2 separate regions of the Homo sapiens genome follow, and region 1 is linked to region 2. A link is a contact called in ENCODE Hi-C or POLR2A ChIA-PET data. All regions are on one chromosome and are shown on one strand. Each heading gives the region's core, a stretch centred on a gene start or an enhancer-like site at or near the end of the contact. The rest is flanking DNA. Distances are from core to core; before and after follow the strand shown.

Region 1 (6,014 bases), core at 2,537-5,036, 250 kb before region 2:
CAGGTGCAGTGGCTCATGCTCATAATCCAGCACTTTGGAAGGCTGAGGCAGGAGGATTGCTTGAGCCCAGGAGTTTGAAACCAGCCTGGGCAACATAGAAAAACCCTATCTTTAAAAAAACTTATATAAAATTTAAAAATTATAAAATTTATTTAAAAAATCAGCAATTTGAAGACTGGACAGGGAAATTATCAAATTTGAGGAACAGAAAGGAAAAAGATGGAAGAAAAATAAACAGAGCCTAAGAGACCTGCGGGACACCATCAAGCAGACTAATACCCATTGTGGAAATTCCAGAAAGAAAAGAGAGTGAAGGACCAGAGAGATTATTAGGAGAAATAATGGCTGAAAATGTCTCAAATTTGATGAATGACATGAATATGAACATTCAAAAATCTCGACAAACTCCAAGTAGGAAAAACTCAAAGATACTCATACTGAGATTCATCATAATCAAACTGCTGAAAGCCAAAGACAAGGAGACAATATCAAAAGCTGCAAGAGAGAAGTGACTCATCACATACAAGGGATCTTCAAAAAGATTATCAGATATCTTGGCTGGGCACGGTGGCTCACACCTGTAATCTTAGCACTTTGGGAGGCCGAGGCAGGTGGATCACTTGAGGTCAGGAGTTTGAGACCAGCCTGGCCAACATGGCAAAAACCCATCTCCATTAAAAATACAAAGATTGGTGAGGCATGGTGGTGCATGCCTGTAATCCCAGCTACTCGGGAGGCTGAAGCAGGAGAATCACTTGAACCTGGGAGGCGGAGGGTGCACCAAGCCAAGATCGTGCCACCACTGCACTCCAGCCTGGGTGACAGAGTGTGACCTTGTTTCAAAAAAAAAAGAAAAAGAAAAAGAAAAAAAAGATCATCAGCTATCTCATCAGAAACCTCAGAGGCCAAAAGGCAGTAGATTGATATATTCAAAGTGCTAAAAGAAAAAAATAAATCTGTCAGCTGAGAATCCTGTATCTGTATCTCACTTAACCATTATTTTAAAATAAGGGAAAATGAAGACATTCCCAGATAAACACAAGCTGAGGGAGTTCATTATCACTAGATCTGCCCTGCAAAGAAAGCCAAAGAAAGCCTTTCAGGATGAAATGAAAGGATACTAGACAGTGACTCAAAGCTGAATAAAGAGGCCAGGCATAGTGGCTCACACCTGTAATCTCAGCACTTTGGGAGGCTGAGATGGGCGGATCACCTGAGGAGTTGGAGACCAGCCTGGCTAATATGGTGGAACCCCATCTCTACGAAAAATACAAAAATTAGCCAGGTGTGGTGGCACATGCCTGTAATCCCAGCTACTTGGGAGGCTGAGGCAAGAGAATCACCTGAACCCAGGAGGCGGAGGTTGCAGTGAGCCGAGATTGTGCCACCGCACTCCAGCCTGGGTGACAGAGTGATACCCTGTCTCAAAAAAAAAAGCCGAATAAACGAATAAAGATCTCATCTATGGCCGTACCACCCTGAATGTGTCCAATCTCAGAAGCTAAGCAGAGTTGGGCCTGGTTAGTACTTGGAGGGGAGAAATAACGGTCTATGCTAAAGGAAAATTCAGGTGCAATTAAAGTAAAATTAATTATATAAAAGAGAATACATTAAAAGCTAGTATTATTGTAACTTTGGTTTGTAATTCCACCAAGTGGAATTTGTTCCTGAAATGCTAGAATGGTTCAACATAAAAATCAATAAATGTAATAGACCACATTAACAGAAAAAAAACCCACACGGTCATCTCAATTGATGTCAAAAAAGTATTTGACAAAATTCAACACTCTTTTGAAAGAAGAAAAAGCTCAACAAACTAAGAATAGGAGGAAACTACCTCAAATAATAAAATCCATAGGCCAAATCCCCAAACTCACAGCTAGCAACATATTTAATGCTAAAGACTGAAAGCTTCCCCTTTAAGATCCGGAATAAGACAAAGATGCCCACTTTCACCACTTCTACTCAACATAGTATGGGAAGTTCTAGCCAGAGTAATCAGGTAAGAAAAAAGAAATAAAAAGCATCTGAATTGGAAAGGAAAAAGTAAAATTATTTGTTTGCCCAATACATGTACAATGTTTCAGGTGAAGGCTCAGAACAGTACAACCTTACCAGCAAGAGTCCTGCTGTCTCTGTGTGAATCCCAGCTATTACTCACTAGCTACATGATCTCTCTTGCCCTCCCTGCCTCAATTTCCTCATGTGTAAAGTGGGAGAAAAATAATAGTTCATGCTTCAAAGGTTTTTTGTTTGTTTGCTTGCTTTGAGACAGCGTCTGGCTCTGTCGCTCAGGCTGAAGTGCAGTGGTGCAATCTTAGGTCACTGCAACCTCAGCCTCCTGGGCTTAAGCGATCCTCCCACCTCGGCCTCCCAAAGTGTTGGGATACAGGCGTGAACCACTGTGTCTGACCCAAAGGATTATTTGAGGAGCAGATGAATTAATGTGTCATAACCTCAAAGCAGTTGCAAAGGCGTTTAATAATTAAAATATCACATTTTAAATTAAAATATAAGGCTGGGCGTGGTGGCTCATGCCTGTAATCCCAGCACTTTGGGAGGCTGAGGTGGGAGGATCACTTGAGCCCAGGAGTTCCACACTAGCCTGGGCACCATTGGGAGACCCTGTCTCTACACACACACGCACACACACACACACACACACAAACTTAAAGTAGCCAGGCGTGGTGCTGCGCGCCTGTTGTCCCAGCTACTCGGGAGGCTGAGGCGGGAGAATCACTGGAGCCTGGGAGTTCGAGGCTGCAGTGAGCCGAGATCGCACCACTGCACTCCAGCCTGGGCCACAGAGCAAGACGCTGCCTCAAACAAACAAACAAAAACAAAAATTAAAATATTAAGTAATAATTAACGAGTGTTAATATCCACTCGTTGTGGAGACAAGACCTGGACTTAGGAAACAGGCCCAGGGAAGTAGCAGAACAGTAGCGCTAGAGGACGCCTGGGAGAATCAGCGCGCGGCGGGAAGAGCCCGGGAAGCTTAGTGGGGAAGCGTCTCTTGATGGGGTGAGGAATTCTATAAATTAGTGGAGATGGAAAAAAAAAAAAAAAAGTATTCCCAAAGTGGGAGACAGCACTCAGAAAGACGTGGTGGTAAGAACGAGTATGAGTAACGGGGACAACGAGGACACTGGAGATTGGGGAGTGTTGGGCTGGAAGCTGGTGTGCAGCTGTGGGCAAGCTAGGGAGGACCCCGAAACCGCCAATGCGTTTCCCGGACGCAGACGCTGGCAGGACGGGAGGAACCCCGAGACCCCGCGCCATCCCTTCAGGAAGAGTTACTTCTCCCCGGCCAAGTTAGTGGGCCTTGGGCCTTCTTTCTGTTGGGATCCTCCTCGCGTGTCGCCATCGCTACAAGTGGGCAGCTCTGCGGGGAAAGCTGGGACGCTGGGGGCTTCACCAAGGAGGCTGGCGGCCGACCACTGGGAGGTCTGGCGGGGTGACGACCACTGGGAGGTTTGGGCAGGGCCTGACGGGGTGACGCGGTCAGCCCACTGGAGGCCGACACCCCCCGTCAGCCCAACCCCTGCACGCGCGGCCGCCAACCAAAGACCCGCGGCGCCGGCCTGCGAGCCCCCGCCCCGCGTTGCCCAGGAAACCGAGGGTGTGGCTCCGCGTTCTCTGGGCGTCCCAGGGACTGGGCGCACAGTGGTCGGCGGGATGAGGCGCCTGGTGACGGACGGGGCGAGGAGGGCAGCGATTGGTGAGATTAGGCGATGGGCGGGGAAGCCGCGCGGGGATTAGCGAGTTGCGGCGATGGGCGGGGCAGGCGCGCGGGGATTGGCGGGATGCGGCGCGCCGCGCGGTGAGTGGGGTCCAGGGAAACGGGGTCAGCTGGGGGTGGCAGTTCCAGGCCGCGAGGCCGGGCTCCTGGGTCGGTGGGCTGGTGTCTTGGCGGACGTCCCGCAGCTGCCGCGTGGATCCGAGCCGGGGCACCCGCCGTGACTGGGACAGCCCCCAGGGCGCTCTCGGCCCCATCCCGAGTAGCGCGGCCTGGCTGCTGCCGCCATCAAGCACGTTCGAGCCAAAAGCTCCTAACGAGTCACTCGTTAGACACGTGTGCGGAGCCTGTGTCCCAGGCCAGTGCTGTCCCGTGGAGATAGATTGCAAGCCGCTAGGGAATTTTTTAACTTTCTAGTAGGTGTACGAAAAAAGTAAAACGAAACAAATCAATTGGAGTAAATCCATAAATATATTCAAACTATTATTTCAATTGTATGTGAAAAAATTATTGGGATATTCTTTGTACTATTCTTAGAAATCCATTGTGTGTCCAACCCAAACATCACAGTTGGACTCACCACATCTCCTGTACTTCGTAGCCCTAGGTGGCTAGTGGCATAAGACACAAAAATCTCAGCTCTCCTGGAGCTTATGGTCTAGTTGGAGCAGGCAGACAATACATTTAAAATATACAGTTTGTTAGAAGGTAAATGTTGTAAACAACAATAACAGTTGAAGTACTGGGGAGAGTTGCAGTTGTAAATCAGATGGGCAGGGCACAAGGTAACATTTGAGTAAAGATGTAAGAACTTGAAGGAGATGGGCAAGTGAGCTCTATAAGTATACGGGAGAGGGGCAAGCAAGAGTTCAGAGGCCCCTTGCTGTGGGGAGGGATCCAAGGTGGAGGAGTGGGAACCAGGAGGGGAGAGGACCAGTGGAGCAGATCTCATAGGCAGTTGTAAGGACTTGGGGCCTTATTCAATGAAATGAGGACACTTTGGAGAGTTTTGAACAGAGCAGTGACTGATTTATGTTTTGGTTTTGGTTTAGTTCTATTATTATTTAATAATAGGCTTATTATTTCACAGAAGTTTTATTTAATAAGGCAGACCTCTTGTCTGGAAATGAGACAGGTGCCGGAGAGCTGGATGGAGGCAGATCGGGAATTCCATTTGGGGCAAACTGAACTTGATTGAGACCCTGGTAGTTGTCCAGATGGAACAGGACACCTGAGTCTAGGGTTCGGGAAGAACTCCAGATGGGACAAACACTCCTAGCTTTCCTTTTCTCTTTTTGGATGACCGCTACAGGGTGAGACATCGGTATCCAGGCACGATAAATTTCCAAGTGGACACAATGTCTGGTGTCAACTACAGCTGTTCTCCTTCTTTTCCCAGTATCCTTTGGGTGCAGTGAGACACCAGGAGAGCTGCTGCTTTGGGGGATGGACAGGGGCAGCAGGAATGCCTTTGTGTTTTCGCAGTGAACCTCCTTGGCCTGGGCGAAGCTGTGTGGACCAAGCAAGTCAGGAGTGTGGCCATGTTTTCTGAGCAGGCTGCCCAGAGGGCCCACACTCTACTGTCCCCACCATCAGCCAACAATGCCACCTTTGCCCGGGTGCCAGTGGCAACCTACACCAACTCCTCACAACCCTTCCGGCTAGGAGAGCGCAGCTTTAGCCGGCAGTATGCCCACATTTATGCCACCCGCCTCATCCAAATGAGACCCTTCCTGGAGAACCGGGCCCAGCAGCACTGGGGTAAGTGAGAGTTTGGGAAGGTGCTTCCCCCACAGCATCCCTGAACTTAGAAGTGTTCTGCAAGAGAATGGGAACAGTTTATCTAATTGATCCCACTTCCTGTTACCTTGGGAAAATTAACCTCTTTTTCCCTCAGTTTCTTCTTAAGATAGTAACAAGGATTAAATTAAGTAATTTGTGGGTTTGGAGTTAGTTTTAGTTCAGAGGCTGGTTGGAGATGAGGACTTAGTTCTGGCGGTGATGGCGATTACTTCACTGGCAGAGGAAAATGGTTTTCCTATCTTCAGTGCAGATTATTCAGGTATTTGCCTGTGCTGTAGCCAGAGAGCCCCTCAGTGTGGCAAGCCTGGCGCCAGGCACCAGGAGCCAAGACTGGTGAGGATGCACTCTCTGGTCTCGAGGGGACCCCCTCTGTTCACTCATGTCTGTTTGCCTCTCCTCCTGGCCCCCATATTTGCTGGCCATGAATTTTCCTGTCCCTTGGGCCCTCTGTCTTTCCTAATAAAGTGGCCTG
Region 2 (5,371 bases), core at 1,583-4,082:
GGCTCTGCAAATACACATTTTGGGAGTCTCCCAAATAAACTGAGTGAGTTCAGGACACTGGTTCTCAGCCCCGACTGCAAATTGAAATCATCTAAGGGGCATTTTAAAAGTGTGAGTGCCTGCCCTCTCCCCACAGAGGTGGTGTGGAACCCAGGGGGCTCTGTCATGCAATTGCAAATCACTGCTTTGAGAGCATAGGAGCAACTTCTGGTTCTTGGTTATTATGTACAGAACAAAGGCTCATGTCAGAGAAAAAGCAGTTTTACATCCCTGTCTCTGCATTAGGCTCCAGGAAGGGTGCAGATGGGTCTTTCACATGGGGTCATATGCTCCTGGCCTTTCCATGTCCAGGCAGTCCTTGAGGGCCACTTGGGAGCTGTCTGCAGCAAGCCACAGAAACCCAGGCCATTCCCTGATCCTAACATGGTCTGAACCCTCACCCCCAGGAAGTGATACTGAAAGAGCACATGCTTTGGAGCAAAAAGGCCTGCTACCATTTACTACTTCTGTAACCTCAGGTGAGTCTGTGAGCCTCCATCTTCTGCTCTGTGAAGCCTGGAAATACTGCCTCCTTTATGGAATTAATAGGAGAAGGAAAGTGCATCAAAACAACAACAAATGGAAGTTACAGAAAAATAAAACATCCCCAGTCAGATTTTTCTGCTGATTATTTAAAACAATATAACATTCATACTGATGTATAAAAGTCATTTTAAGTAATTTTAATCATGTAAAGACCGACACGTCCCCTTTCCCCCAATCACAGTATAAACAAAGCTAATAAAGGATAGATAACAAGATATTTGAACCCCAGAAATGTCTGCCACTGAAATGGCCATTGTGATGCTTGGAAAGATCTAGATCGGTTTGGAATTCCAGAGAGAGATCTCAGGCATAAGGGAGAATGGCTTGAATAGAGGAAAGCATAAATTTGATCATTTGATTGCCTACTGCTTTATGGGCTAAACTTGATTCCCAACCACAGCCTTCGTGGTGTGGCCCCTGCCCACCTTGGGCCCCAATAGGTGTTGTGCCATTGCCACCTCTGCCTCTGATCAGCCCAAGGATCTTGTTTCCCTTTCTCCTTCCCCTTTCCTCTGATTAGGGTGGTGTTGCTATGAGTTCTCACAGAACCCTCAATAGCTGGCTCATCTCCCTAACGGGATATGTGGCTATCAGGGACTCGTTAAAAACAACAACAAAACCCACAACTGCTCTCTCCCTCTGCCAGGCACATCATACTGTACTTCTCACAACCACCATTATTGTCCCCAGTTTACAGATGAGAGAAACCGAGGCTCAGAAGGTTCAGTCACTTGTCCAAATTACACAGCCAGGAAGCATTGGGTCCACGATTTGGACTCAGGCAATTCAGATGCCACATCCCATGTTCCTCACCACCTTGGAGCAAATTAATGAAACTTAACAATTATAAAATTATTGAACATTATGAAAACTTTAAAAAATAATTGTCAGTTGAAAAGGATTTCTTAGGAAATGTTGAAAGTTCTTACATTTGCAAAGTATGCATTGGAGGGCACCTCATCCCTGTTCTGTCCCTTTATTCAATATGCATAACAGTTGGGGGCCGCAGTTCCTAAAAAGTAAGAATAAAACATTTCTGGTGAAGTGGACATGGAAGACCTTGTCCTTTTATTACGGGTTTTTTGAGAACCCACCTTCATGTAATCAGAGGAATCTTGGTCATGGGAAATGGGCTGGACTGAAGTCAAGAGACTTGTGTCTTGGTCCCTCTTTCCCTCTTCTCAGTGTGGTCATGGGCAACTCATTTCCACCGTTCTTCCATTTCCCCTTCCCATGGATCATAATCCAGTCCTCCCCCTGACAGGAAACCGCAGCAGTATGCAAGTACTGTACCATTAAGGGGAATGATGTAGACCCAGAACGGCCAAAACATTGGCAATTTCACATCACTCAACCAAACACAACCCATCATTGATTAAATATTCTCTTGATCCTAATAGCTCTATAAGGTAGTACTATTATTAAGGCCCATTTTATAGATAATAGAACTGAGTCTTAACTGTACAAAGATTGTTATACATGGGTCTGACTCCAGAGCCCGTGTTTTTTCCATGACCGTGGTGACTTCTAAAATAAAATATCCCGCGTTGCTATTTTTCCGTTTGACATTAATAATTACTGGATACCAATAATAGTGGCGACGCACTGGTTTCAGCATTACAGGCCCTGCGATATTCTCACGAATCTCCTTGCCCTCCGGCCCCTTCCCCGTACTTAAAATTTTCCTTCCTCAGGGGCCAGTCACCACTGTGGTCACATGTGGCAAACCCATTCTTGCATAACTGCGTAAGTCATCCTTGAAGAATTGGGTGACGTTTTAACCAAAATATGTTTCTTCTTTATTTGTGGATAAAAGTCTGGAGGGTTTTTCTGTTTTGTTTTTCTACGAATATTATTTGGAGGCATAACTAGGACCTGGGGAAACGCTTGGCTCCTCTTCGAGCCCCGAGGGTGCAGGTTGGGCAGGGCGGGCTCCGGTGGGCCGCACACCCATCACCCGTACTAGCGTGAGGTTGTCGAAGAGAAAATCTCACGTTTCGCATCCTCAAATTTCCGGATCTGAAACCCTATGCAAGCAGCAACCGCGGGAGAGCGAACAGCGGCGGGATGAGCATTCACAAGGCTGAGCATTCACAGGGCTGCGGGGAAGGCGGGAGTAACAGCTAGCAGCATACCGCGGCCCCGCCCCGCAGAGGCCCTGCCCCGCCCCCGCCAGAGTACAGAGTACGAGCTCCGACTTGGTCTCGTCCGCGGTCGTCCCCACCCCTCAGCGCGCTGTGGTACGTCCCGCGCTCCGCTTGGCCCAAGATGGCGGCCTCCGTGTGCAGCGGGTTGCTGGGGCCACGGGTGAGTGGGGCGACTCGGCAGGTCCCTGCGAGTCGGAGGTGGGGTCCCTAGTTTCCGCCTCACGCGCCCTCCCTCCACAGGTGCTGTCCTGGAGCCGAGAGCTGCCTTGCGCTTGGCGCGCCCTGCACACCTCCCCGGTCTGCGCCAAGGTGAGCACCGCCGGGGCAGGGGCCTGGGGGCCTGGGGGCCGGGGGGCCGGGGGCCGGGGAAGCCGTGCGGGCTGAAGGGGGCGTGTCGCTGGGGTCCGAGGCGGGGCTAGGGTCGGGGCTTAGGGATCAGGGGATTGGGGCCGGGGAACAGTGCCAGCTGACTGGGGGGACATGGCGCGAAGTAGGGGTCTGGATCGGGGATCTCGTGGAGTCACGGCCCCTTTTGCTCCTAGAACCGGGCGGCCCGAGTACGCGTAAGCAAGGGGGACAAGCCGGTGACCTACGAGGAGGCACACGCGCCGCACTACATCGCCCACCGTAAAGGCTGGCTGTCGCTGCACACAGGTGAGCGGACCCCAGGCCTCCAAAAGGAGCACTCAATCCGACTGTCATGTAAACAAAATGAACACGTGTCACAGGTTTTCTTTAACTCAGGAAATAATGCTAGGGTCAGAAATCTATGAAACCAACTCAAGGGAGACATAAAAAAGCAGAGATATATATAGATCAGGATGTTGAAACAAATTTGAAGATGGATGCAAAACTGACTTTTTCCATGGCAGGCAGGGACTCAATTGATCCTCCACTGAACAGAAATTATTTGCATGTCTACAGACAAGAATTATTTTGCATTCCTGTCAGTTATCTGTAATTTACAGAGCTGTAAAATAGCTCAGAGTCAAGGAAAGGAGTGAAACCGTTGCAGAATCTGATAACCCTGAACAGTGTGCTCTAAGGAATGCAGTTTTCCACTAAAGCACAAATTTTTCTCTGTAAATATATACAGACAACCCTCGTTATTCATGAATTCCATATTTTCAGATTCTTCTACTGACTAAAATTTATTTGTAAGCCCCAAATCAACACTCTGGGCACTCTCAAGGTCACTCTGAGATGTGGGTGGAGCTGCCACCCCAGGTGCATGTCCCGAGCTGAGGTCGACAAGGCTCTGCCTAGTTTCAGCTCTCGTACTGTAAAAGGTGTCCTTTTTATGGTCTAGAATCTTTTTTTTTTAATTTGCATTTTCGTGCTTTTTGTTAGTGATTTTGCTGTTTAAAATGGCCTTGCAATGCTGAAGTGCTATCTAGTGTTCCTAAGCGGGAGAAGGCTGTGACGTGCCTTAGGGAGAACATACATGTATTAGAGAATCTTTCTTCAGTCATGAGTTGCTCTTGGCCCTGAATTCAATGTTAGTGAATCTACCATATATATTAAACAAGGTGTCTTTAAACAGAAACACAAAGGAAACTAGGTTATGTATTGATTTGTTAACAAAAATACGGTGCCCAGAGGCTGAAAGGAATCTAACCCTGTATTTCACCTAGGAGCAATGGTTCAGTATTCACTAAGTCAGTGTTGGCAGTGACTTTATAGAATATAACTATTGTGAACAATTGATAACCAACTGTGCTTTGTTTAGTACAGGGGTTCTTGGATGTTTGAGATGCATCTAGAGAACTTACTTAAAATACAGATGCTTGCCTGGCACGGTGGCTCACGCCTGTAATCCCAGCACTTTGGGAGGCCGAGGAGGGTGGATCCTGAGGTCAGGAGTTCAATACCAACCTGGCCAAGATGGTGAAACCCCATCTCTACTAAAAATACAAAAAAATTAGCTGGGCGTAGTGGCGGGCGCCTGCAATCCCAGCTATTCAGGAGGCTGAGGCAGAGAATTGTTTGAACCCAAGAGGCGGAGGTTGCAGTGAGCCGAGATCACGCCACTGCACTCCAGCCTGGACGACAGAGTGAGACTCCATCTCAAAAAAAAAAAAAAAAAAAAAAAAAAAGAGAGAGAGATGCTTGTCTCCCACTCTTTCAGGTTCTGGTCTGAGGTTTGGATGTAGGTGTGCAGACTCTTAGTGGACATTGTAAGGGCTGCAGGGGATCCACAGTTCACACTGAGGAACCCACTGGTGGAAGCCCTGGGCCTAGCTCATGTCCCTAATCTCAAAAATAGCTGGTAGCCTCATCTTTCTGGCCCATGGGATGACCAGTGTTTTTATAAGGCAGCCAAGAAAGCAGGAAAGGGGCTAGATGTGGTGGCATCATCTTGAGTTTTGTACCCTGACTCAGGCCTCCATCTTCCTTTTTGTAAAATAAGGATAATGATAATACCTACTAAACTGAATTGGCTTGGGAATTAATGACATAACATACTTTGAACTTTAAAGTGTTATTTTTCTTATTCCATTAGCAGAAGAAAAGAGAAGAGGCTGGGGGTGAAGGGTGGGATTGTGCTCAGCGCTTTTGGATGTTGACTCTGGAGTTATGGCAGGGCCCTGGGGCAATGAGGCTGATTCTTCTATTATGCCCTTCCCTCTTCAGGTAAC

Evidence for each region. A loop is a pair of places that touch in the nucleus more often than their neighbours do. ChIA-PET counts read pairs that join two places held with the same protein, here RNA polymerase II (POLR2A). Pooled maps may share reads with other maps.
Region 1: a loop to region 2 is called in a map of CD4-positive, alpha-beta T cell, with 2.2 times the contacts of the local background. The contact joins the promoter of POLD2 here to the promoter of MRPS24 in region 2. A Hi-C loop is called at or near these places in 3 of 168 maps with a recorded cell type or tissue (CD4-positive, alpha-beta T cell, CD4-positive, alpha-beta memory T cell and transverse colon) and 10 of 50 pooled maps. POLR2A ChIA-PET finds 5 or more read pairs at or near these places in 1 of 52 experiments (CD4-positive, alpha-beta memory T cell).

What each region holds. Positions count from the first base shown.
Region 1 is chr7:44,121,320-44,127,333 of GRCh38, reverse strand. It overlaps POLD2 (DNA polymerase delta 2, accessory subunit), which reads left to right and starts at 3,786. Exons shown (of 11, transcript NM_006230.4): 1 at 3,786-3,823; 2 at 5,225-5,500. The coding sequence starts at 5,281. It also overlaps the pseudogene RNA5SP230. RefSeq lists enhancers at 3,121-3,180, 2,700-3,604 and a silencer at 3,391-4,100.
Region 2 is chr7:43,866,978-43,872,348 of GRCh38, reverse strand. It overlaps MRPS24 (mitochondrial ribosomal protein S24), which reads left to right and starts at 2,832. Exons shown (of 4, transcript NM_032014.3): 1 at 2,832-2,892; 2 at 2,973-3,041; 3 at 3,275-3,386; 4 at 5,367-5,371. The coding sequence starts at 2,854. URGCP-MRPS24 (URGCP-MRPS24 readthrough) reads left to right here. Exons shown (of 7, transcript NM_001204871.2): 5 at 2,973-3,041; 6 at 3,275-3,386; 7 at 5,367-5,371. The coding sequence ends at 3,363. LOC124901620 (a long non-coding RNA gene) reads right to left here and starts at 2,703. Exons shown (of 2, transcript XR_007060296.1): 1 at 1,515-2,703; 2 at 707-1,401. RefSeq lists silencers at 258-433, 2,701-2,760, 3,061-3,120 and an enhancer at 2,351-2,470.